Linked DNA regions of Homo sapiens: region 1 is linked to region 2. A link is an interaction called in ENCODE POLR2A ChIA-PET data of the cell type or tissue named here. Cell type or tissue: PC-3. All regions are shown on one strand. Each heading gives the region's core, and the rest is flanking DNA. Links, peaks and the distances in the headings are about the cores only. Region 1 overlaps LMTK2 (lemur tyrosine kinase 2). Region 2 has its middle 23 kb from the start of LMTK2.

What was found. Peaks named below come from ENCODE experiments on the same cell type or tissue, not always from the same donor. Only the 100,000 strongest peaks of a DNase experiment are listed, where the experiment ranks them.
Region 1: POLR2A ChIA-PET joins it to region 2 with 5 read pairs; 1 of 35 experiments calls an interaction of 5 or more read pairs at or near these places.

What each region holds. Positions count from the first base shown.
Region 1 is chr7:98,176,404-98,192,389 of GRCh38, reverse strand. It overlaps LMTK2 (lemur tyrosine kinase 2), which reads right to left. Exons shown (of 14, transcript NM_014916.4): 8 at 7,255-7,339; 9 at 5,392-5,513; 10 at 1,513-1,662; 11 at 1-776. Among named protein-coding and RNA genes, the nearest start is that of BHLHA15, 27 kb to the left of the region's middle. In PC-3, for the core only: no CTCF peak of the experiment used is centred there; no DNase peak of the experiment used is centred there; H3K27ac peaks cover 552 bases.
Region 2 is chr7:98,078,491-98,090,173 of GRCh38, reverse strand. No RefSeq gene overlaps it. Among named protein-coding and RNA genes, the nearest start is that of LMTK2, 23 kb to the left of the region's middle. In PC-3, for the core only: no CTCF peak of the experiment used is centred there; DNase peaks (open chromatin) are centred at 3,723 and 4,393; H3K4me3 peaks cover 512 bases; H3K27ac peaks cover 2,808 bases.

The DNA of each region.
Region 1 (15,986 bases), core at 5,470-10,469, 98 kb before region 2:
ATTTGTCCACATCATTAAATATATTGTTGAAAGGGCTCTCGGGGCCACTGGTCACGTGTAAGTCCCCTGGTAAGCTAGAGTCTTTGGGGTCTGTACTGCTTTGGAAGAAGTCCTCATCTGTACTGGACTCCTCAAGTTCAACGCTCCTGAGCGCCGTGAGCTGGGACAGTTCAGGGCCAGTCCTTTCTGGATTATCCATGTCGGTTGTGAGCAGCGCTGGTGGGTAATCAAGCTCCAAGTTACTACCACTTTTTTCTTCTAACTGGATATAATAGTCGCTTCCAACAGAAAGGTTGTGGGCATCAAAAACAGGAACCACTCCAGGGACCCTCAGGGGGACATCCTGGCCGCTGTCATCTTGCTTTCCGGGCCCAGGATCTGAAAGCGAACTCTCAAAAACTTCAACCGGATAGAAGATGCTCGTGTAGGACAAGCCTTCGTCCAGGTGGCCCCGGCTGCGCTCGTCAAAGTGGTCGTGCTTAGCGGCCTCCCAGACATACTCGAAGCTCAGGCCCTGGCTGGTTTCGGTCACGGTGAGGACTTCCTCCATTTCACGACCCAGCCGGTCCCTGGCAAAGTGGTCGAGAATTGGGAATGCAGCATTGTTGGAGGAGTCTCTGCTGTTTGTGTTCGGCTTCAGAGCGTTCCACTGCTGTTCAAAGTCGACCTCTGAGTCCCGCTGGCTCTGCAGCCGCAGGTAAGTCAGCAGCCTGTGCACATCTTCAGCCGCGGGTCTCTTTTCTGGTGACAGCCAACAGAACTGTAAGACTTCATACCTGAGCAGCACACGACAAGCAATCAGTGGAACCATCACGAATTTTTTTTTTTTTTTTGGTTCGAGACGGAGTCTTGCTCTGTCACCCAGTCTGGAGTGCAGTGGCATGATCCCGGCTCACTGCAACCTCTGCCTCCTGGGTTCAAGCAATTCTCTTGCCTCAGCCTCCCGAGCAGCTGGGATTACAGGCGCCCGCTGCCGCGCCCAGCTAATTTTTGTATTTTTAGTACAGACGGGGTTTCACCATGTTGGCCAGGCTGGTCTTGAACTCCTCACCTCGTGATCTGCCCACCTCAGCCTCCCAAAGTGCTGGGATTACAGGGATGAGCCATTGTGCCTGGCCGAATCAGTTAAAAATATCAAAAGAGGCCAGGCACCCTGGCTCACACTTGTAATCCTGGGGCAATGGGAGGCTGAAGTGGGAGGATCACTTGAGCCAGGAGTTCAAGAACAGCCTGGGCAACATACTGAGACCCTGTCTCTACATTTTTTTTTAAATAAAAATAAATAAATAAACAATATGAAAAGAATTTACAAGGACCCTAAAGCCAACTCAACACCCGAAACATTTCTACACCTTCATCACTGCCAACCACATTAAGTAGTTCAGCTCATGGTGACATCATGGTGAAAGAGGAAATGAAGAAACATAATATTTGGCCCACGAATTTTTTTGTGTTTTGGGGACACCTCACAGTGAAGACGAAACAGAACAGGCGGAATGTGAGGCTACCAACCATCTATCAGAGTAGGGCTGCTCCAGCTGGGGCTTCGGGAGTTTTGTGTCTCTCTCTCTAATGACTTGGTTGAGGACATCTAAGTTGGAAAGGTTTGAATACGGCTGTGCGGCATTGTCAAAAAGCTCCCAAAGTGTCACACCCAGAGACCTGTTGGAAAAAGAAAATGGCTGTTTCTCTCTCCCTTTAGATGTCAAATTTTTAACACTCATACTTGTTACATAGCCAGTAATTTTAAGGACAAGGTGTGTATTGAAAAGATTATTAATAGGATCTTTGTTGTTGTTGTTGTTGTTTTAAGACAGAGTCTCACTGTCGCCCAGGCTGGAGTGCAATGGTGTGATCTCCACTCACTGCAACCTCTGCCTCCCGGGTTCAAGTGATTCTCCTGCCTCAGCCTCCCAAGTAACTGGGATTACAGGCACAAGCCATCATGCCCTGCCAATTTTTATAATTTTAGTAGAGATAGGGTTTCACCACGTTGGCCAGGCTGCTCTCAAAGTCCTGACCTCAGGTGATCCACCTGCCTTGGCCTTCCAAAGTGCTGAGATTACAGGCGTGAGCCACCACAACCAGCCAAGATTGTTCTTTAATCTGAAACCAATAATCAACAGCACAATAGCAAAAAAAGAGGCATTTCTGTTAAAATGAGGAAGACCATGCCTCCTATTTGCTACTGAATACCACCCTAGAAGTTTTGGCCAATGAAAAAAGTACAAAACAGAGATAATAGGTGTAATTATGTGGATGAGATGACTATCAACTTTTAAGTACTCAATAAATTATTGGAAAGACCATCAGAATGTTCTAAAAATTTGGCAGAATTGCTGGAAACAAGATAAATACCCTGAATTCTGATTTTTTTTTTTTGGTAGAAAAATACACCTATTAACAACATTAGTAAACACCAGAAACCATCTAAAAGGAATCTTTACATGGGCAAGACGATATCCTCTCTGTGAGACCCACAAGTTTGGTTTGAGTTACTCCTCAGTATCGTGGGTTTTGCTGCTATTCTGAAGGGATCCCCCATCACGCTGGCAGCTGTGTGCCAGGAGAGACCCTGAGGGCTGCCTCACCACAGCAGGAACGCCCTTCTCAGTCCCAGCCCAATCCTCTCTCACACTGCGGTGCTCTGTCCCCATGGAAACAGCCTCTGCTGGCTTCCTGGGTCAGAGGAGCTGCCTCTCATTTCCTCCACGAGGTCTCTGCATTTCCTCCCCACCACGCACTGCCTCCATCCCGCATTTGTGTCTATTTACTGCAATGTTCCCGAACGTGACTCTCATCTGTGTCCTCTGGGAAGCCGTGAACACACACACTGCTAGGTCAGATCCACCCCTAAAGGATGCTTAGTTGGTAGATCCAGGTGTGGCCTAGAAAACTCACGTTTTAAAAAGTTCCCCAGTGATTCTGATGTCCAGCTAACCCTCCACGACACGCCCCAAACAACAAAGAAGCAACTACATTTTGACAAAAATCACTAAAGGAGAGCACCAGAGCCCATCAAAGGAGTAACAGGTACTCAGGAGATTCAGGACAGCCACAGCGAGAGCGGAAGGAAACGCCTGGCCTCCACCACCCCATCCCTGGCAGGCGCAGCCAGGAACCAGGAGCAACTTTCTCTTCCAGGTAAGGGCAAGTAAGAGGATCTCACTGTGGACCCCTACATCCTCACACTGCTCACCGTGGACACTACAGTCCTCACACTGGGGTCGCCTGGGGTCCTCACAGGCAGTAAGCCCAGCTGAAGAATTCAATAAATGAAATAAAAAGAAATACAGAACTTCAACAACAGACTCAAGCAGAAGAACCTCTCAACTTGAAGAAAGGTTGTTTGAAATCACCCAGTCAGAGGGAAAAAGACAGAAGAATGAAAAGGAGTGAAGGGAGGCTTCAGGGCTTATGGGAGACTACAGTGCAAACAAATACACACATTATGGGAGTTACAGAAATAAAAGAGCTAGGAGAAGGCAGAGAAAGGCTATTTAAGGAAAGAACAGCTTAAAAACTTCCCAAGTCTTGGGAGAGATACAGACATCCAGATCCAGGAAGCTCAAAGGTCCTTAAAATACAATCAACCCCAAAAGGTCATTTCAGAGGCACATTATAGTCAAATTGTCAAAAGCCAAAGACAAAGATAAAAATTCTAAAAACAGCCAGAGAAAAGCATTAAGTCACATAGGAGGGAAGCAGAGAATAGGATGGTATACTCAAAGTACTGAAATTGGCAGCCAAGAACACTATGCCCTGCAAAGATATCCTTCGGAAATGAAGGAGGGTTGGGCGCGATGGCTCATGACTATAATCCCAGCACTCTAGGAGACTAAGGCATGAGGATTGCTTGGGGCCAGGAGTTCAAGACCAGCCTGGGCAACACAGCATGACCTCGTCTCTACTAAAAAAATATATATAATAATAACTTTTTTTAAAAAATGGAGAAATAAAGTCTTTCCCAGATAAGCAAAAACTGAAGGAATTCATCATTATGAGACATGCCTTAAGAGAAATGGTCCAGGAGTCCTGTATCTGGAAGCTAAAGGAGGATAACCATCAACATGAAAAAACACAGAAGTATCAGACTCACGATACACTAGGTAGAGCAGATACACAAGGGGGAAAGAAAAAGGAAGAAAACCTCATCACTCGTGGAAGATAAAAAGGTTGATCTCATAGAAGTAGAGAGTAGAAGAGTGATTACTTGAGGCAGGGAAGGGGAGGGAGAGGAGGAATAGTGAGAAGCTGACTAACGAATACAAAATTTCGGCTGGGAAGGAGGAATAAGATCTAGTGTTCTAAAGCACTGAAGGGTGACTATAATTAACAACAAATTTTTGTATATTTTCAAACAGCTCTAAGAGCGGCTTTTGAATGTTCCCAAAAACAAAAAGAAAAAATGATACATGTCTGGAGTGAAGGGGATACTAGTTACCCTGATTTGATCATCACACACTGTATATAGGTATCAAAATATTACACTGGGCCAGGTGCGGTGGCTCACGCCTGTAATCCCAGTACTTTGGGAGGACGAGGCAGGCGGATCACTTGAGTTCAGGAGTTCGAGACCAGCCATGGCAAAACTCCATCTCTACTAAAAGTACAAAAATGGTGTGGTAGTACATATTGGTAATCCCAATTACTCGGGAGGCTGAGGCACAAGAATTACTTGAACCAGGGAGGTGGACACTGCAGTGAGCCGTGAGCCGAGACTACACCACTGTACTCCAGCCTGGGCGACAGTGAGACTCTATCTCAAAACAACAACAACAACAACAACAACAAAAACATATATATATATCACTGTACCCCATAAATATGTCCAATTATATGCATCAATGAAAAAAATAATAAAAGCAAAAAAATTGTTTTAAAGAAATCAATCCAAAAGAAAGCAAGGAGAGAAAAAAAAAAGCAGGACAACAGCACATAAAACATAGCTATAAATTAAGAAGGCTGTGACAGAAATTGTTAGTCAAAGTTTTAGGTGCATCTTTTTAGCTCCCATTAAACTGACTCCTATAAATCATAGTATAAACATGATAGTCCACACCCCTTTCAGTTTCTTCTTTCACTTCAATAAATACATATTAAATATCTATTACATGTCAGGCCCTGTGGGAGGCACAGAATATGAAACAGACTTGGTTCCTGCTTTTCTAAAGGAAAATGGGTAGCAGGGGCAGTATTCAAAACGTTAACTCCATCACCACAATTGTGATAATTACTATTTGTGTCTTTTAAACTGTCTTTTTCACACCATCAGATACTCTTTTGTTCCTACATCTTATACAACTACTTTCCTTTAAGGAAGTACTCAAAGAGGAAGAAGTTAGGACTTTGCCAAAGAAATGACTAATAAAACGGTAAGCCAATACGTACCAGATATTACTATACTTAGTCTGATCTGCAGTTAGCAGTCTGTCTTGAAAGCTGGTTACTAATTCTGGAGCAGTCCATCGCAGAGGGAAAACTTTTTTATCATCTGTTTCAATATAATCCTCCTGTTTTGTTAGAAAGCACACAGAATTTTGAATAGAATTATACTTTTGGTGAGTTCAAGAATTTAAATCCATGGTATTCTCAGAAAACATATACCCAATCCAAAAACCAGGTCAGAAAAAAAAGCAGGCATGAAGAGTGACTTTCTGGGCAGAAAGTGGGTAAGGAGTTTTGCTGAAGCCTCCTGGGCTTCATGACCTCATCTGCGAGCCATGAACGCTTGCTAAGTCATCCTTCTTGGATAAGAAAGTACGCTGTGTCTGATGCATATAACATAGACTCTGAGCAAAACACTAAAACAATATATACTGGGACTTATGCGCTGAACAGTGAAGCCAGTTAGGGAGCAAGACTGTAGGCTTTAGACTCTGACAGACCGGGGTTTGAAGTCCTCATTCTACCATTTACCAGCTATGTGATTCTACGCAAGCAACAACTTTGTGAAGTTTTTTCCTGATCTGTGAAGTGAGGAGAACACAAACCTCCCCTCTGCGGTGAGGATTAAATGAGATGATGCAGGCCGGGCTCGGTGGCTCACGCCTGCAATCCCAGCACTTTGGAAGGCTGAGGTGGGCGGATCACAAAGTCAGGAGTTCGAGACCAGCCTGGCCAACAGGGTGAAACCCGTCTCCACTAAAAATACAAAAATTAGCTGGGCGTGGTGGAGGGACCCTGTAGTCCCAGTTACTCGGAAGGCTAAGGCAGGAGAATCGCTTGAACCCGGGAGGCGGAGGTTGCAGTGAGCCGAGATCGCGCCACTGCACTCCAGCCAGGGTGACAGCGAGACCCCATCTCAAAAAAAGAAAAAAAAAAAAAAGAGATGATGCAGGATACAGGCAGGTGCTAAGTGCCTGACATCTAGCAAGTGCTCGAGACACTAGAGCTACTATGTAGACAAATAACCAATTTCTATTTGCATAATATTTTTTGAAAATATTACCCGTTTGGTCCTCACAAGAACTCCGAAAAACAGAACAGATCTTATCCGTATGTTGCTGCTCAGAAAGCGGAGGTCAAGGCTGGGTGGGGTGACTCACACCTGTAATCCTAGTACTCTGGGAGGCCAAGGCAGGCAAGTTGCTTGAACCCAGGAGTTTAAGAACAGCCTGGGCAATATAGCAAGACTCCGTTTAAAAAAAAAAAAAAGAAAGGAAAAGAAAATGGAGGTCAAGTGGCTTATCCGAGGTCTCCTGACAGCCCGGAGCTGGGACAGTCCCATTCTCTGCCCCAGAACGCTCTACCTCATTCACTGGGGCTACACAGACACACACAAATGGAAACTTCATTGACTTCTTCACTTATTTCCTTTAGAATATATTCATGACAGAGTTAAAAAAACCTAGATCCCCAGGTTACTGAACATGAGCTGAAATTTTACTGACCACGTAATGGAGAAACATTTATATGATATGTATATTTTATCATAACAGGTAATAATAACTACTGTTGCTCATGTGTTCACTCTAAAATTTATTATGCACCATCAGACTACATCATTTACAGTGTTTATAAATATTTTTAAACGAAACTTTTGGAAAGCTGTTGCAAAACCTCGGATGCAAAGCCGCAGACTTACACAAGCCACACGCCAGAAGCCTAGACCACATTAAAATGACTGCTGCAAATCCCTCTCCAGAAAGCCTAGCGACTAAGATTCTTATACAAACAGTGGGGCATTTGGTGACATTACAACTTCACAATTCAAATTAAATCAGACTGAAAACATTTAAACCTCTGGCTTACCTTGTACCTGCTGAATCCTATTCCGTAATCTCCCACTTTCACATTTAAGTCGGAGGTGAGAAAACAATTCCGCAGGGCTAAATCACTGAAAACAGAGGGAAGTGAACATGGCAAGAAGAATCAACAACCAGGATCATGCTGTATGGAAATGCCACAGAAATGGGCTTTCTCTCGGGATCCGAGTAAGTATATTGAGCTCTCTGCTTAAGAATTAACCTCTCAAAATTCTTTTTCATAGTAGAAGTATTACATATGTCATCAATCACTTAAATAATAAAGATGATCACACTTTTAGGCAAGTAACTAGCTCAGGTTAAATACTGACCATATCTGTACCACGTTCTACATTAAAACCGGATGTATGGCTTGTTTCCTTGTATTTTCTTTTCTTTTCTTTTTTTTTCTCATTCAATTTAGAAGTTTATTTTGCCAAGGTTAAGGACGTGCCTGTGACACAGCCTCAGGAGGTCCTGACGACATGTGTCCAAGGTGGTCAGGCTACAGTTCAATTTTATACATTTTAGGAAGACATAAGACATCAATCAACACATGTAAGATGTACAATGGCTCAGTCAAAAAAGGCAGAACAACTCAAACACTCTAAGTGGAGGCTTTCAGCTCATAGGTATGTTAGAGTAGGTAGTTAGGCAGATATGGACAGGGCAGGAGAGCACCCCCACACACATACCCCCAACCCGTTGCCCCCAGGACTGTCAGGCGACAATAAAGTGATGGTCAGGTGGTTGTTAAACTGTCTCTCTAAAATGATAAGTGGTCACAGCCAGCACCAGGAAAAGACAGTCTCCTAACAGACAGAAAACACTCGGAACTGGTGTTATCCTCTTCTCAAAGACCTCAAACAGGCACACTAAGAGGCAAAATGGCCTCTTATACGACCTCCCACTGGGAACGCTCGACAGGTTAAGGAAAAAACTCCTCAAGTGAACACGTGCACAACTTCAGCAAACCCCAGAACCATAACAATGTACAAAACCCCAAGTCAAGGGTTGAACAGGGCACTTGGATCTTGCAAGTCACCCGCTTGGCCCTTCTAAGTGTACTGCTTCCTTTCACTCCTGCTCTAAAACTTTCAAACAAATTCTCACTCCTGTTCTTAAAACTTGCCTCAGTCTCTCCCTCTGCCTGAAACCAACTACTGCCTCTCAGCAAAATTCTTTCCTCCAAGGAGGCAAGAATCAAGTTGTTGCAGACCCAGATAGATTCACCACTGCTAACAGGTGGATTCAAAGATTTTCCGATTAGCAACCTGTCAAACTAGTTTACCTAAAGACCAGAAACCCACTTGGGCATGGTGGCTCACACCTGTAATCCCAGCATCTTGGGAGGCTAAGGCAGGCGGATCACTCGAGGCTAGGAGTTCAAGACCAGCCTGGCCAACACGGCAAAATCCTGTTTCTACTGAAAATACAAAAAAGCTGGAGTGAGGCCAGATCATGGTGGATCACACTTGTAATCCCAGTACTCTGGGAGGCTGAGGCAGGTGGAACACATGAGGTCATAAGTTCAAGACCAGCCTGGCCAACATGGTGAAATCCCATCTCTATTAAAAATACAAAAAAATTAACCAGGCATGGTGGTGCATGCCTGTAATCCCAGCCACTCAGGAGACTGAGGCACGAGAATCATGTGACCCCCAGAGGCGGAGGCTGCAATAAGCCGAGATCGCACTACTGCAATCCAGCCTGGGTACTCAAAAAATAAAAAATAAAAATAAATAAAAAATACACACCTGAAATTCCATATAAGGGAGTGTCTGGGTTAAGATAAGGGGTTGTAGAGACCATGGTTCTTATTATGCAGATGAAGACTCCAGGTAGCAGGCTTCAGAAAGAATAGATTGTAAATGTTTCTTATGAGACTTAAAATGATGAAAGACTCAAATAATTCTCTCCAGGATCAGAGAAAAGACCTAGAAAGGGAAAGGCATTCTCTACAGAATGTAAGATTTTGCCTCTAAGAGACAGTTTTGCAGGGCCATTTTTAAATATGTCAAAGGAATATATTTGGGGGCAAAATACTTCAATTTCTTACAGGGCCTGCTATCTGTCATGTGATGCTTTACTTTAGTCAGGCTGGAATATGGTGTCTTATTGCTACAAAAAGTCGTAAGATCTCTGTTTTAATGTTAATGCTGGTCAGTTGTGCCTGAATTCCAAAGGGAGAGTATAATGGGGAATCTGATCGCCCCCTCCCCATCATGTCCTGAACTGTGAGATGTCCTTGGCTGAGAGGATGAGTTCATTCAGACAATTGGAAAGCTTAAAGTTTTATTTTTAGTTTACATTTCTTCCATATTTCAGCTATTGTGAATGATGCTGGTATGAACATGGGTGTACAAATTATCTCTTTAAGACCCTGTTTTCAACCATTTTGGGGATATGCCCATAAGTGGCATCACTGCATCACATGGAAATTCTATTTTCAATATTTATGAGGAGCCACCATACTGCTTCCCACTGTGACTATACCATTTTACCTTCCCACCAACAGAGCACAAGGGTTCCAATTTTTCCACGTCCTCACCAAAACATATTATTGTTTGATGTTGATAGTAGCCATCCTAATGGGTGTAAGGTGGTATTTCATTATGGGAAATTGACTTGGATTTTCCTAATGATCACTGATGCTGGGCATCTTTTGGTGTACCTATTGCCATTTGTATATTTCCTTTGGAGAAGGAAATACACACTTTCCTTCATTTTCTAATCAAGCTGTTTGTTTTGTTGTTGAGTTGCACGAATTCTCCATATATGCTTTATATAACCCTTTTCAGATATATAATTTGCAAATACTTTCTCCATTTGGTGGTTATCTTTTCACCCTATTGATAGTGTCTTTTGATTAACAAAGTTTAAACATTTTCATGTAGTCTTCTATGTTGTTGTTGCTTGTGCCTTTGATGTCATACCCAATAAATAACTGCTGAATAAATCACTGTCATAAAGTTTTTTCCTTATTTTCTTCTAAGACTTTTATAGTTTTGCATCTTACATTTAGGTCTTTGATCCATTTTGAGTTAATTTTTGTATATGGTGTTAGTTAAGGGTTCAACTTCATTTTTTGCATGTGGATATCCCATTTTCCCAGCAGCATTTGTTGAAAACACTATCCTTTCTCCATTGAATAGTCCTGGTACTCTTGTTAAAAATCATTTGACCGGCTGGGTGCAGTGGCTCACAACTGTAATCCCAGCACTTTGGGAGGCCAAGGCAGGCAGATCACAAGGTCAAGAGATGGAGACCTTCCTGGCCAACATGGTGAAACCCAATCTCTACTAAAAATACAAAAATTAGCCGGGCATGATGGTGGGTGCCTGTAATTCCAGCTACTGGGGAGGCTGAGGCAGGAGAATCGCTTGAACCCAGGAGGCGGAGGTTGCAGTGAGCTGAGATCGTGCCACTGCACTCCAGCCTGGCAACAGAGCGAGGCTCCATCTCAAGAAAAAAGAAAAAAGAAAAAAATCATTTGACCATATATATGAAGTTTTATTTCTGGGCTCTCTCTTCTATTTCATTGGTCTATATGTCTTCCTTATGCTAGTACAACACTGTTTTGATTACTGTAGCTTTGTAGTAAGTTTTAAAATCAGAAAAGGTGAGTCTTCTAGCTTTGTTCTTCTGTTTCAAGACTGTATTGTATTGAGTATTTGAGGTCCCTTCAGAATCCATATGAATTTTAGGATATGCTTTTCTATATCTGTAATCCCAGCTACCTGGGAGGCCTAGGAGGGAGGATCCCTTGAGTCCTTGAGATGGAGGCTACAATGGGCTATGATTGCACCACTATTCCAGCCTGGATGGCAGGGTGAGAGCCCATCTCTTTGGGGAGAACTTTACCGGTCCACAAATCTAGTTGACATGTGAAAATGCATGTTCTTGTTATAGATCATAAATGACTTAGGCTCAGTACAATAGAGTTCTCCAAACACAAGTCTTGGTTTGCAAACAGAAGTTGAAGAGGAATCAAGAAACACAAGCTAAGTTCTCCCTCAACTGAGCTGCTGGAAAAACAGCATCTCCAGATTTTCTTTCAGGCTTTGAGAATTTTTCTCCCATTCCACACTTTTATCTTGATACTGATATCACTGTGGCGCAGAAGGGCTCCGCAGAAGGGCTCCCCAGCTCCTATTCCCTGAATCCTCCTCCTCCTCCCCTCCTCTTTCTCTCTCTCTCTCCCTCAGTCTGCCGGGCGCTCACGGAACCGGAACCAGCTGGGCCCGGCCCGACCTGAAAGAGTGTTTCCTTGTATTTTCAGAGTGACTAAGAAGGAACTCTAAAATGCTATTAGCAAAATTGGTGAATTTTTTTTACAGCTTGTATTACTTGAGTAATAGTCTAGTAATAGTCTGTTATAAGTAAATATTAATATAATTTATAACTTCAAGCACCCAAAAATAATCCACATTATTAAAAATGTTTATTTTTCCCCTTTCTCAAAGATATGCAAGCGTTGTAGTCAGGCCCTTTCCAAATTACTTTCATGACTTCCAAACTCTCTACTTCTCCACAAGGGAGGTAAAGAGCATATTTCAAGACACAGAACAATTATAGAATTTATTTTAAGAAACAGTTAATTTTCAAAAACACACAATTTGACAAGTAAAAACTACTTTTTCTAAAGGAACTTTCCACACAGACAACAGATTAAGTTTTTTGGCTTTTGGCTTTAACCCTTAGAGTCTTTATAATCACCAACTGGTATACGAATAAAAAAGCCATTAAATTAAAATAGAAAAGGAGGCCTAATTTATAGTTTTAAGTTGTAAACTGAAGATATCAAAGCTGAATTTCCATAGTGCAAAATGTATGTCTTTACAGAAAGGCAAAAGACCAAAAACTTAAACTATCACATTCATATTTTCAAAGATTTTAATTTCCAAAGCTCACATGTCTGAAATACAAGGATAATGGAGATGATGACAGCAACGGCTAACACCGATATAATTCGGTAACAGCTTGATACATAACATTGATTCAATAACATAATCATGGCTAATATTCAAAAAATACTTACTTCACAAGAGGCATTTTATGTTTTCTCTAAGTGTTTAATCTTCACCACAAACCTGTGAGGTGGGTACTATTATTTTCCTCATTAACAAATATGGACACTGAGGCAGAGAATTGAAGTGACTTCGCTAGGGCCACAAAGCTAGCAAGGTAGTGTTCGGTAATATGTTTGTGTTTTCACCGTCAATAACTCTCAACGATGATGCAGTGACACTTGGAGCTGCTGTTCCAAGCACGCAGCTGGTCCTCAATGTGGATTCCAGTTAGCTACCTCACATCACTTGCCACACTCTTTGTGCTTACAAGTGATTTTCTGCACTCCATCCAGAAGCCTTCAGGCCTGCTGAACTGCCTGGGAAAAACCTTGGGACACCTGTGACTCCACTGTTATGAACAACAAAGAATCTTCTAATTGTAAGAAGAATGTTGGTCCCCATTTCTTGGAATTAAGCAAGGGAGAGAGGGAGGGAGGGAGAAAGGGAGGGAGGGAGAAAGGGAGGGAGGGAGAGAGGGAAGGAGGGAGAGAGGGAGGAGGAACATGCCATATGAGGACAGAAAAGTGAAAATGCTTTAAGTAAGGCTGCTCTATCCACTGGGCCAACAGCTGCGACTGCAGAGATACAGGTTTTGCCAACAGAGGCTCCGTCACTGGGCACCACCAACGACCACCTCTAGGGTCTATAAACAGACCCTGTGAACCTTCCCGACATCTCCCTCCTGAGACCAGAACAAGGAGCTGGATGCCAGCATCCCAACAAGGGCAAGCACGCATCCTGCTAGGCCAGGGGCAGCAGCCTGAGGCTAGCTTGGGCGATGTCGAGCTCAGGCATTTCCTGGATGGCAGGATGACTGTCCCAGTCCCTCCCTCCTCTTCTCTCTCCATACTAACATTCCACGTAGGTCTTTGGATACTTGAAATGCAAAGGCTTGGTAAAAGATGAACAATTACGCCTGCAGAAGGTCCTTGGCTCTCATTATAAAACTCGAAAGCAAGCAACTGGTGTTCCCAGGGGAAAAGGCAATGCTTCTCATGACCTGAAACCCAGAGGTGGTGAGGAAGCAAACAGTGGCAGGACTGGGTCCTGCCCCACTCCTCCCCAAGTGCCCAGGCTCCACAATGCAGTGGGAGGGAGCCCTGGGCAGTCAGGAGGCCAGGAGCTCATCTCAGTTCCACTGCTGCAAGACCATGTGATGCTGGGCTGGTCACATGCATAGCAGAGGAGCCTCAGTTTCCTCACGAAACAACAGGTTGCACTTGAAATGGTTAACTCACAAGGCTGTTGCAAGGGTAACACTGAAAAATACATGAAATGTTTTGAAAACATAAAAGTGCTGTACAGATTCAAAGTAATGATACAATTTGGGCCAAAGTTGGTAAAAATAAATATTATCTGAAGCCCAATAACGTGCAAAGCTAAAGAAAAACACACAGGTGTCACTTCTTAACAACAGAGGGAACTCTTGACGTCAATGGCTGCTTTTGTCAGGAAATGCAAACACACAGCCAGTCTGCTCTCCCTTCAAGTTGAAAAACAGGTCCAGGGATGAGGCTACCAGTGGCACCAGCCCCGCCCGGCTCTCAGAAGGCTCTGGCAGCGTCGCCTGAGCTTGGCAGCACTTGCTGTGACTGAGACCACAGTAACCATGAGACTCAGGGCCGCATGAGCAGAGCGATCGACAGAAAGTGGGAGCTCGCGGTTCTGAAGGGTTCCCACCCCGATTCACAAGGAAGTACCACTGCTTGCTGCTCACTCACGCTAGGACTAGTTTGCGCGTCTTCGGGGTTCTCCAATGCAAACTCAACACGCAGGAGGCATTTTCAAAATAATCCACACCTCTATTATGTGAACTACTTATGCTTTCCCGAGTAATCTGGATTCCTGATAAGAAGAGTTCACAGACAGGAAGCAAAATACCGGAAAGTTACTGAATATTCTTCTAGCAGCTTGGCATACTTTATCTCCATCTTGACAACAGCACTCCAGGGCTTTAAAGACGATCCCCATTTTATAGAAGAGATAGAGCTCCGAAGGATGAAATAACCAGGCTTATACTGGTAAAGCTGATGAGAGGTGAATGAAAACTTCAATTCCAAAGCCTCCCTCTGCTCGTCACGTCATTCTGACTCTGGCAGCCACAAAGACTTAAGCTTCCGAAGGGACTCTGCACTTAACACTCTAAGATGGGATGGAGACGTACCAGGAGAGGATTAAAACAAGAGGATTCCGATAAAGCACACAGAGGCAACTTTATACTAGAGTTTTGACAGTGTTTGCCCTGCTTATTAGGTCAGTCTTTGCTAGCTGGGCAATGGTACATTTACTGAGTGCCTGCTGTGTGTATCTCAGGCACCTGCTAGGATTTGGGTACACAGAGTTCTTCCACAGGGTGTGAAATTCTTATTACACCCTAGGGAAAACGCCTCTGGCTGGAATAGGGTCCACCACTGATGGTGCATATGTATAGTCCCAGCTACCTGCGAGGCTGAGACAAGAGGATTGCTTGAGCCTGGGAAGTCAAGGCCAAGCAAGTGAGCCATGATCGTGCCACTGCACTCACTCAAGCCTGGGTGACAGAGCGAGACCCTGTCTCAAAAAAATAAAAAATAAATAAAAACCCTGTTCAGATTCGAATGGGAATTCTTTGAGTGAACTGGCATTTTTGTGTGGCCTCCCCACCATAAATCATGGTGCATCTTTCCATGTGTCCACATGTTATTTTACATTCTTCAATAAGATTTCATAGTTTTCTTCATACAGTCCTGTGTCTTTCTCACATAATATATACCCAGATAATTTATAATTTTGGCATTATTCAGAATAAAATGGTTTTTATCCACCTTCACTACTGGGTACATAATTACACCTGTACAGAGAAAAACTACTGACTTATGTATACTGTCTTATAAAAAGCCACAACAAATTCTTTTATGAATTCTAATTTTTTAAAAGCACAGTTTCTTGGTTTTTCTAAACATCCAACACCATGGCACCAGTAAAGAAGGGCAATGTTCTCTTCTTTTCCAATGATTGTGTGGTGTAGCTCGGTGGTTAACAGTGTGAAATCTGGAGGCAGACGGTGTAGCTTTGAATCCCAGCTCTGCTGGCTTCCAGTTGCACGACCCTGAACAAGTCAGTATACCTGTCTGTGCCTGCGTCTCCTGACCTGTAACACAGACGGGAAAACCAGCACTACCACTTAAGAGTTGGTGTAAAGTAGCTGGCATGTGGGAAGCATTCAGTAAATCATTATTATTATTGAGATGGAGTCTCGCTCTGTCATGCAGGCTGGAGTGCAGTGGTGCGATCTCAGCTCACTGCAACCTCTGCCTCCCGGGTTCAAGCGATTCTCCTGCCTCAGCCTCCCAAGTAGCTGGGATTACAGGCATGTGCCACCACGCCTGGCTAATTTTTTTGTATTTTTAGTAGAGATGGGATTTCACCATGTTGGCCAGGCTGGTCTCAAACTCCTGACCTCAAGTGATCTGCCCACCTCGGCCTCCCAAAGTGCTGAGATTACAGGTGTGAGCCACTGTGCCTGGCCTATTATTATTTTTTTCTTTTTTCCCCCTTATTTCTTGGGCCTATTATTTTTAAACTGATAATTTTATAGTTTGTGTTTGTATTAGCTAGTACCTCCAAAGAAATGTTGGAAGGTAACAGAAATAGTGGGCATCTCTGCCTGGTTTCTCATTTAATTGAA
Region 2 (11,683 bases), core at 1,190-6,189:
TGTCCCTATTTAAAAAAAAAAAAAGCAAAAACGCTTTTCTTTTTTTTTTTTTTTTTTTTTTTTTTTTTTTTGAGGCAGAGTCTTCTTGCTCTGTCGCCCAGGCTGGAGTGCAGTGGTGCAATCTCAACTCACCGCAACCTCCACCTCCCAGGTTCCAGCAATTCTTCTGCTTCAGCCTCCCCAGTAGCTGGGATTACAGGCACGCACCACCACACCTGGCTAATTTTTGTATTTTTAATAGAGATGGGGTTTCACCATGTTGGTCTGGCAGGTCTCGAACTCGTGACCTTGTGATCTGCCCTCCTTGGCCTCTCAAAGTGCTGGGATTACAGGCTTGAGCCACTGTGCCCAGCCTAAAAAAAAAAAAAAAAAAAAAAAAAACCTTTTTTAAAAAAAAGAGAGTGGATACATGGATGTTTAGTTACAGGGTGCACACTGCCCAAATGACAGGGGGCCCATGTGTTCTTTGATACACTTCTGTTTGTGCTTCTGATACATGGGCACCTCCAGCACAAGAACCCTGGGCAACCCTCCCTGCCTATTCTAAGGGCAAACTGCTCTCTGAGTGTATTAGTTTACATGGGCTGCCACAAAAAAAATGCCGTAGACTGGGCGGCTTACACAACAGAAACTTCTTGTCTCACAGCTCTGGAGGCTGGAAGTCCAAGATCAAGGTGTTGACCAGGTTGGTTTCTCCTGGGGCCTTTCTCCTTGGCTTGTAGATGGCTGCGTTCTCTCTGACATGGTCTTTCCTCCGGCCACATGCATACCTGGTGTCTTTTCCTGTCTTCTTTTTTCTATTATTTATTTATTTATTTTATTTAATTAATTAATTTATTTATTTTTGAGATGGAATCTCCCTCTGTCACCCAGGCTGAAGTGCAGTGGCACAATCTCGACTCACTGCAAGCTCCGCCTCCCGGGTTCACGCCATTCTCCTGCCTCAGCCTCCCGAGTAGCTGGGACTACAGGTGCCTGCCACCACACCTGGCTAATTTTTTGTATTTTTAGTAGAGACGAGGTTTCACTGTTAGCCAGAATGGTCTCGATCTCCTGACCTCATGATCCTCCCGCTTCAGCCTCCCAAAGTGCTGGGATTACAGGCATAAGCCACAGCACCCCGCCTATTTATTTATTTTTTTTGAGACAGGGTCTTGCTCTGTCGCCTAGCTTGGAGTACGCAATGGCATGACCATAGCTCACTGCAGCCTCGACCTCCCCAGGCTCAAGTAATCCTTCCACCTCAGCCTCCCAGGTAGCTGGTATTACAGCCATGCACCACCACGTCTGGCTGAGTTTTTTTTACATTTTTTTGTAGAGATGGGTTTTTGCTGTGTTGCCCAGGCTGGTCTCCAACTCCTGGGCTCAAGTGATCCTCCCACCTCAGCCTCCCAAAGTGCTGGGATTACAGGAATGAGCCACCGCACCCAGCCAAGAGCCACTTGTTAACCCCTAGCCGGCACATCAGTGGCCTCGCCATAGGACACCCTCCTGCGGGTCTTTACGATCACCTTTGCTTGACTTGAATCCCTGTCATGGTTGCGTGACTTTAATTCAGCATTAGGCAAATAAGGAGACCAAGTAGGTTAAAAGTCATTTGACTCTCCCTAGTTCTCTGCCAATCAAAGGCTGTGTGCCTCATTCTGGATGATAGCCGACTTTATCTGCATAATGATGTGTGGTATATCATTAATGCAAATGATACATCAATTACCAAACTGGGCAATGATGAGATATCATGATGGACAATTGGCTGTCTTTCCAAATGCCTTTGTGCAAAGTCCTTACCTGTTGTTGCCTCTAAACCTGTGTAACTCAGGGACAGCTCACCAGCTGCCAACAGAGCCTTGAGCCACCACCCATTTTTGGAGGGGGTGCGGAAACCACCCAATATGGTAAAAACGTGCTAACACATTTAAGTCTAACAAATTAACACTTTTAATGTACATAATTTATACAGCTATATAATGATGCTATGCACAAAATAATTACAGCAGGATTGATAAAAAGTACACAGCAGATAGTGAGATTCGGGAATGAAATACCATTTTAAAATTGTATTATGAACATTTTTTTTCCAAGCTCATTAGTATTCATGCCTTCCTTTCGAGGTAAGTTTTATTCGACAATGACTTGCAGATCACTTTTGATGTGTCAGACACTGCTGTAAGCACTTTATAAGTAATAACTCTTTAAGCTTTATCTAATTTTAGAATATTTTTATCACCCACAAAAGAAACTCTACCCGTTAGTTGTCATTCCCCATCCATTCCCCCTGGTAACCACTAATCTACTTCCTGCTTCTATGGATTTGCCTGTTCTGGGCTTTTTTGTTTTTATTTTTGGTAGAGACAGGGTCGTGCTATGTTGCCCAGGCTGGTCTTGAACTCCTGGCCTCAAGTGATCCTCCCTCCTTGGTCTCCCACAATGCTGGGATTACAGGCAGGAGCCACTGCATTCAGCTGATTCTTGACATTTTATATAAATGAAATCATACAATAGGTTGCTTTTGGTGATTGGCTTAATCTATCCTTATTCCCATTTTGTGGATGAGGAGACAGAAACAGAGAAGATAAGGACCTTGGCCAAGGTCACATAGCTAGTAAGTGACAGAAGCAGGGTTCACACTCAGGTAGCCTGGCTCCGGCATCCTTGCTAAGTATCAGAGTCAAAACCGAATAACGTCAAAAGTGTACATTGAGGCCCGTCTCATGCCTCGGTGCCTCATGCCTGTAATCCCAGCACTTTGGGAGGCTGAGGTGGGAAGATCACTTGAGACCAAGAGTTCAAGACTGCCCTGGGCAACATAGCAAGGCCCCATCTCTACAGAAAAAAAAAAAAAAAAAAAAAATTAGCCGGCATGGCTGCGCACACCTGTAGTCCCAGCTACTCAGGAGGCTGAGGCAGGAGGATTGTGATCACTTGAGCCTAAGAGATCAAGGCTGTAGTGAGCCATGATTGAACCACTGCACTCCAGCCTAGGCAACAGAGCAAGATCCTGTCTCAACAACAACAAAGTATACGTTAAAAGCTTTTTGCGAAGATGAGGTGTGGACCAAATTGCTCCTGGATACCCCTCAGGTGAGAGACCCTGTTAAGGTTTGCTTTCTGGTGAGATCGGGGCTGGGGAGTAGGGTGAAGAGCAGAGGTGGAGAACAAGCTCTACCCTGAAGTTAATAGTTGCTGAGTAAACCTTTGTCCTTAGAGAAGATAGACTCAATACAATTACATGTATTTTAAAACAGTAATATTAAAAATTAGCTGGGCATGGTGGCACATGCCTGTGGTCCCAGCTACTCAGGAGGCTGAGGTGGGAGGATCCCTTGAGCCCCAGTGGTAGAGGCTGCAGTGAGCCACGATCACACCACTGCACTCCAGCCTGGGTGACACAGCAAGACCCTATCTTAAAAACAAAAAGAAAAAATTTAAAAAAGAAAAGAATTGTAAGTTTCTGGGGACCACGGGCTTCTCTTGCGCAGGGCACATGTTCTGCTCACATCTGCTCCTTACCAATTCTTTGACAATTATTTCAACACACACAGGAAGTGCCCGTGATGTGTCAGGTTATGTTCCAGGGAGGCACCAGGGTAAACAAGAAGATGACTTGTTAGACTTCTAGGACAAGGAGAGCCCAGGCCGCTGTGGAAAACTCTACCTGCCTCAGCCACTCTGCTGGCCACACGACTTTTGCCCCAAGCCCATAAAACCGAGGGAGTCACCTGCTGCGTCAGTTTCTACCAGGCCAGCTGGAACAGGCTGGGCGAGTTGGTGCCAGACTGGCACATGGGCAGGTAGGGCAGGGCCCGTTGTCTTCCCAGGGATTAATCAGCTCATGCAGCGTCATCCTCTGTCCCTTCCTTGGCATTGGACCAGAACGGGGACTGGAGCCTTCCAGCAAAGGGAGTCCTTGGGGAGCTCCTCCAGCAAGACCCGCCTGGGACTCTCCACCACCCCATGCAATGCCACCCTGTCTCATCCACGTATCTCAGTGAGGGGCAGCGGGAAAGAGGAATAGGGGGAGCTTTTTCTCTGTCTGTCTGATTGTAAGCCCCTACTTCAAGATACTCTAAGGAGTCGCTTCTACCTTCCCCAAATCGCTGGGGAGCAAACGCTCCATGTGACCCTATAAGGTGAGAAGTGAGGAAGTGACTCCCCTGTAACCCAGCAGTCCAGAATCCCGGGTCCAAGGTCACCCAAATCAACCATCTCATCACTGTTTGCAGTTGCTCTCTGGGTCTGCCTTTGGCTTCTTTTTGGGTTCAGAGCCCAGCAGGAAGCCAGGCCTCACCAGCAGGCCCCCACTCCCACTGCTGGGGGGCCTAGGCTGGGAGGCCCCAGGGAACTTCCTGCACCTCCCTCTGCCACACCTGCTTGTACCTGAAATTGTTTATTAGGGCGGTTCCAACAGCCACCAACAGGCTTGGCCGGAATTTGTGGTTCTTTCTGTGTAACACTCAATGGCTTTATTATTTAATAGCAGAAGGAGTTGTGGCTACTTATTTAATTGCCAAACTTTGTTAGAAATGGGGCTTTTCGCTGGGCATGGTGGCTCACGCCTGTAATCCCAGCACTTTGGGAGGCCAAGGTGGGCAGATCACGAGGTCAGGGGATCAAGACCATCCTGGCTAACACAGTGAAACATTGCCTCTACTAAAAATACAAACAATTAGCTGGGCATGGTGGTACATGCCTGTAATCCCAGCTACTCGGGAGGCTGAGGCAGGAGAATCGCTTCAACCCGGGAGGCGGAGTTTGCAGTGAGCTGAGATCGCGCCACTGCACTCCAGCCTGGACAACAGAGCGAGACTCCGTCTCAAAAACAAACAAACAAACAAAACAAACAAACAGAAATGGGGCTTTTCGCTGGGTGCGGTGGCTCATGCCTGTAATCCCAGCACTTTGGGAGGCCAAGGCAGGTGGATCACCCGAGGTCAGGAGTTCAAGACCAGCCTGTCCAACATGGTGAAACCTTGTCTCTACCAAAAATACAAAAATTAGCCGGCTGTGGTGGCGGGCATCTGTAATCCTAGCTACTTGGGAGGCTGAGGCAGGAGAATCACTTGAACCCGAGAGGTGGAGGTTGCAGTGAGCTGAGATCGCGCCACTGCACTCCAGCCTGGGTGACAGAATGAGACTCCTTCTCAAAAAAAAAAAAAAAAGAAAGAAATTGGGCTTTTCACTGCCCCTTGTACACCCAGGTTGTAATCACAACCCACAACTCATCTGCTAAGAGGGCAAGCGTGTTTGCCCTTCTCTGATTCCCCATGAATAAGCCATAAACAATTGCAGACTTGGTTCAGGATGCCTGGACAGCTGTGTGTCCCAGGTGGCTCGCAGGCATCTCCTGTGAGGTATGACATCGCTCCCCTGAATAAGTCCTCTGAGGGTGGAGCTGTGCCCATTTTACCCATGCAGGAATCAGAGTGCCTCTGTTTTCCTGTGGGTGATGCCAAGAAGACTAGGGCAGTATTTGATCATCAGCAGGAAGGATGGGCTTTTGAGGAAGCCAGCCTTCTGCTACTGACTTCATTTGGGCCTTGAGGTTATTAGTTTCTCTCTCTGCATCTATTTCCTCTTGGGGGAAATTGACCAACCCCATCTGCTCACCTAGTAACCAAGTACCCCTATTTTTCTAAGAAAAAGAGAATGAGTAATTATTTATTATTTTTTCCTCTTTTCTGTTTCCCCTGTTCCTCATTTCCTACTTAGCCCTTTAGAAATGCAATCATACCTTGACCGGGCACGATGGCTCACACCTGTAATCTCAGCACTTTGGGAGGCCGAGACAGGTGGATCACTTGAGGCCAGGAGTTTGAGGCCAGCCTTGCCAACATGGCAAGACCCCATCTCTACTAAAAATACAAAAGTTAGCCAGGCGTGGTGGCACATGCCTGTAATCCCAGCTACTGGGGAGGCTGAAGCACCAGAATGGCTTGAACCCAGGAGGCAAAGGTTGCAGTGAGCCAAGATCGCACCACTGCACTCCAGCCTAGGAGACAGAGCAAGACCTTATCCCTCCCCTGCCACACACAAAAAGGAATGACATGATAACCTTTTACCTCCCCTTCACCAGACACTCCCTGCAGGGCAAGCTTATCTAACTATGTGCTTAGAAACTCCAGCGTGGAACTCACTCCCATTAGATTGCCTTGAGAGACAACGGTCTATTTACAACCCAAAGTATGCCCACTATGAAACTCTCTCCCCACTGGATAGTTTCAGCCACTCTGAAGACTGAAACTCTCTCCCACCTGGAGAGTTTACAACCTAGTTCTGCTCATGAAGGTGCTAGCTTGACTGCCCAGTAAATAAGGCACCAAACAAATTTGGGCAGACCCCCACCTGCTCACTTTCTCCCCTGCATGCCATTCATGCCAGACCCCCGCTTTAAAAGTGCACACTTTCTGCTCCAAAAGCGAAGTGGTACCCTTAAGCCAGGAAGCCTGCACTTCTTCCCACAAACTAGCTTTAAAATAAAAAGCCACCAGACCTCGCGCTTGTTAATGGAATTTTGCAAGTGGCGAGTGACTGAACCTGTGATTCGGTTACAACCTCTCTTCTGGAAGGGCTGAGGCTCCGTCCAGCTCAGGCAGATGGATGGAGACCCAGGGAAAGGACAGATCAGAGGGGGCTTCGGCACAGAGGCCAATACCAGAAGATAAAACAACTCAGCTATCTCTTAGCTGGAAAATGGGGACTTCTTTGCCCCTAGGAGGTATCAGGTGACAAAAAATATGTGGGACATCTCTGGGCAGCCCTGGAAACAGCCTCTGTTCTCCTCTGCTGGTGGCATTTATGTGGGTCTTGCTTGACGACCCCCCGATTCCTTGGAGAACAACCATTTGTGATTTTTCTTCTTACCGAGGTGGCTAAGAAATGGAAAATTTGTGAGCTAATAATTCTCACAGAGAAAAATGATTGCAAACTCTTTCACGCTACAAAAAAAAAAAAAAAAAGTGGGGGGGATTTCAAAGAAAAGAATGGGACCAGGTGTGGAGGCTCACATCCATAATCCCAGCACTTTGGGAGGCTGAGGTAGGAGGATCACTTGAGCCCAGAAGTTTGAGACTGACCTGGACAATATAGAAAGACCTATCTCTACAAAAAATTTAAAAATTAACCAGTCATGGTGGTGTGCACCTGTAGTCCCAGCTACTCGGGAGGCTGAGATGGGAGGATTGCTTGAGCCCAGGAGGTTGAGGCTGCAGTGAACCCTGATCATACCACCGCACTCCAGCCTGGGTGACAGAGTGAGACTGTCTCAAAAAAAAAAAAAAAAAAAAAAAAGAGAAAAGAAAATAAAAAGAAAAAAGGGGGGAGGCCTCAGGCTTTTTTTTTTTGTTTGCTATTTTATTATTTTTTATTATACATATTTAAGGTGTACAACATGACGTTTTGATATACATATAATCAGTCAAATGGTTACTATATCCAAGTAAATGAACGTATTCATCATTTTACATAGTTACCCATTTGTGTGTTTGGCAAGAGCAACCTAAAATCTATTCTTTTAGCAAAAATCCCAAATACAATATGATATTGTGAACTACAGTTCTTATGGTGTACATTTGATCTCTGTCTGGTGGGAGAACGGGTAGTGAATGGTGACTCTCTGGAGAGGCTGTCCATGGGAGCCAGAGACCTGGCCAGAGAGCTGGGGTCCGGCAGTGTCAGCTGCTATGTCCCCAGAAAGGCCTGATTGTGCAGTACAGGCCCTGAGCACAGAAACTCCAATGCAGGCCGGGCATGGTGGCCCACGCCTGTAATCCCAGCACTTTGGGAGGCTGAGGTGGGCGGATCACGGGGTCAGGAGATCGAGACCATCCTGGCTAACACGGTGAAACCCCATCTCTACTAAAAATACAAAAAATTAGCCGGGCGTGGTGGCGGGCGCCTGTAGTCCCAGCTATTCGGGAGGCTGAGGCAGGAGAATGGCGTGAACCCGGGAGGCGGAGGTTGCAGTGAGCCAAGACCGTGCCACTGCACTCCAGCCTGGGTGACACAGTGAGACTCTGTCTCGAAAAAAAAAAAAAAAAGAAACTCCAATGCAGCCATGAGGTCAAGACCATGTGAAATGAGCTGGGCGTGGTAGCTCACGCCTATAATCCTAACACTTTGGGAGGCCGACATGTGCAGATCACTTGAGGTCAGGGGTTTGAGACCAGCCTGGCCAACTTAGTGAAACCCCATCTCTGCTAAAAATACAAAAATTAGCCAGGCATGGTGGCGCGTGCCTGTAATCCCAGCTACTCTGGAGGCTGAGGCAGGAGAATCACTTGAACCCAGGAGGCAGAGGTTGCAGTGAGCTGAGATTGTGCCAAAACACCCCAGCCTGGGTGACGGAGAGAGACTCTGTTTCAAAATATATATTCATATATATATTTATATATATATGAATATATATATTCATATATATATTTATATATATATTTATATATATTCATATATATATTTATATATATATTCATATATATTTAACGTAAAATGTACATTTCAGAGAGGCATAAATAGCAGAGAATCACATCTTGGTGAGGTTGGACAAGGTTGGAAAACATAAGGAAGGTGAGAGTATTCCAGCCAGAGGACAGAGGTCAAAGGCTGTAAAAAGCAGGAAAGCAGGAACCATGCAAATGTGACCCAACCAGGAGTGACCGTGTGAACAAGACAAAATGCCCATGTGACCGTATTAGTAAAAGGAGGTCGTGTGATCTCATACTCATATGCATATTTATACTCACGCATATTCATAAACTGGAAGGAAATCACCAAAACATTAGAATACTGACGGTGATGGTCTCTAAATGATAGCACCGTGGATGTTTCTTCTTTTCTTTTTTTCAAAGGTTCTCATTTTTTTGTAATGAACCTCAATTATTTAATAGGCAAAAGGGAGGACTGTTGTTTGCGTGTCTGTTTTTATGTTTACGTTGGCAGATGTTCTTTTTTTTTCTTCTTTTTTTGAGCAGAGTTTTGCTATTGTTGCGAAAAGCGAAGTCCAGCCAGGCTGGAGTGCAATGGCACGATCTCAGCTCACCACAATCTCCGCCTTCCAGGTTCAAGCAATTCTCCTGCCTCAGCCTCCTGAGTAGCTGGGATTACAGGCATGCGCCACCACCATGCGACCGGCTAATTTTGTATTTTTTTTAGTAGAGATAGGGTTTCTCCATGTTGGTCAGGCTGGTCTTGAACTTCCAACCTCAGGTGATCCGCCCGTCTCGGCCTCCCAAAGTGCTGGGATTACAGGTGTGAGCCACCGCGCTTGGCCTACGTTGGCAGATTTTCCAGGTGAGAATTTCAACTCAGAGCAATATCATGTCAAGGACAGAGTCTTTGTCACAGGGATGGCTTCACAGTTAGAAAATCATTAGTGGGATGCGGTGGCTTACACCTGTAATCTCAGCACTTTGGGAGGCTGAGGTGGGAGGATGGCTTGAGCTCAGGAGGTCAAGGCTGCAGTGAGCTGTGATCACGCCACTGCAGTCCAGCCTGGGCAACAGAGGGAGACCCTGTCTCATGCATGCAAAAAAGGAAATCATTAAGAGTTTTCCAAAACATGCTCTACATAATGAAAAATATTCCAGATGGCACTAGGCAATAATATTCATTTCTAAACATTTATATTCATGGAGCTTAGACACTGCTGCTCCTAGTTGAGCCAGTCCATGTTTTCCTTCACACCTTGGGCACTGGTTGCTTAATTATTCACTGTTATCCTCACCAACTCACTGAATCTGCTGCCTGCTGGGAGGTGTTAAAAAAAAGCCCTTTTTTAGAGAGATAATTGAATCGGCTGAGGGAAGTGGAGTGTTTTATTTTTAGTGGGGATGGTTGGCTACATTCCATGTATTCTTTTTTAAAATCTTACTTGAAGGATTGTTGCTGTCTGGTGATGGCATATAGCTTTTCCATTTTGCTATTCTGCCTTGTTTCTGAGCAAGGTATAGACACACGGAGATAGAATTCTATTTGTCGCATCTTTATTCCAATCTGGGTGTGCACTTCTGTGTTCAGAAGGCAGCTGAGGTCATTAGACAGCAAAAACTCCTATGCAATTTTGGACTAGGTAAGAGGAGTTGCACCTTTCCACAAGTCAGGTTTGCTGGCTCAGGGGAGCCATGTCTCCAGGCCATCAGCTCATGCAGGTTAGGGAGTCAGGTGGCTCTTTCCTAGGAGAACAGGTGCAGAAAGGGTCGGCTAGTTTTTTCCTCTGTATTGATTACAATTATCAACGAATCGACTGAATTGATGAGATATTTTGGCACTATGTTACTTGCCTTTAGTCCTGCTAATAGGACCCAGCAGAGAGCTTTTGAAGACACTGAGCTCAGAGCGAGCAGACTTTAAAAATTGTTATTATGGTAAAATATGCATAACATACAATTTACCATTTTAACCATTTTTTTATTAAATTTTTTTTCTCTTTTTTTTTTGAGATGGAGTTTCACTCTTGTTGCCTAGGCTGGAGTGCAATGATGCGATCTCAGCTCACTGCAACGTCTGCCTCCCAGGTTCAAGTGATTCTCCTGCCTCAGCCTCCTGTGTAGCTGGGATTACAGGTATGTGCCACCACGCCCGGCTAATTTTGTATTTTTAGTAGAGACGGGGTTTCTCCATGTTGGCCAGGCTGGTCTTGAACTCTCGACCTCAGGTGATTCACCCCCCCTTGGCCTCCCAAAGTGCTGGGATTACAGACATGAGCTACCGTGCCCGGCCTTTTTTTTTTTTTTTTGAGATGGTTTCTTACTCTATCACCAGGCTGGAGTGCAGTGGTGTGATCTCGGCTCACTGCAACCTCCACCTCCAGAGTTCAAGCAATTCTCCTGCCTCAGCCTCCCGAGTAGCTGGGATTACAGGCACGCGCCACCACACCCGGCTAATTTTTGTATGCTTAGTAGAGACGGGGTTTCACCATGTTGGCCAGGCTGGTCTCGAACTCTTGACCTCGTGATCTGCCCACCTCAGCCTCCCAAAGTGCTAGGATTACAGGCATAAGCCACGTGCCCAACCCCAAAATTTTTCTTCAAGAGATGGAGTCCCGCTATGTTGTCCAGGCTGGTCTCAAACTCCTGGGCTCAAGCAATCCTCCCATCTAGGTTTCCCAAAATACTGGGATTACAGGTGTGAGCCACCGTGCCTGGCCCATTTCAATAATATTAAGTGTACAGTTTAGTGGCATTAAGCATATTCACATGATCGTGCAACCACCACCACCATCTAGCTCCAGAACTTTTTTGTCTTCCCAAACTGAGAATCTCTCCCATGGAATTCTCACACCCCTTTTACCCCATCCCCTAGCCCCTGGTAATCACCATTCTACTTTCTGTCTCTATAAACTGGACCAATCGTGGAACCTCATTTAACTGGAATCATAAGGTGTTTGTCTTTTTTGTGACCAGATGTATTTGCCACATTTTGTTTATCCATTCATTCGTCGACGGCCCTGTGGGTTTTGTTTCTACTTTGGGCTGTTAGGAAGAAGGCTGCTATGAGCACAGGTGTGCAAATACCTGTTCATGTCTCTGCTTTCAGTTTTCTTTTGGGTATATGCCCAGAAGTGGAGTTGCTGAACAAGCAGACATTTTAATAGAAACTAGGCCATTTGGAAAGCTCTCTGCCTCCTGAGCCATGGCGTCGAGGAGGGGCCCTACGTCCAGGAGGGGCCCCCAGGAAATTTAGAAACCAC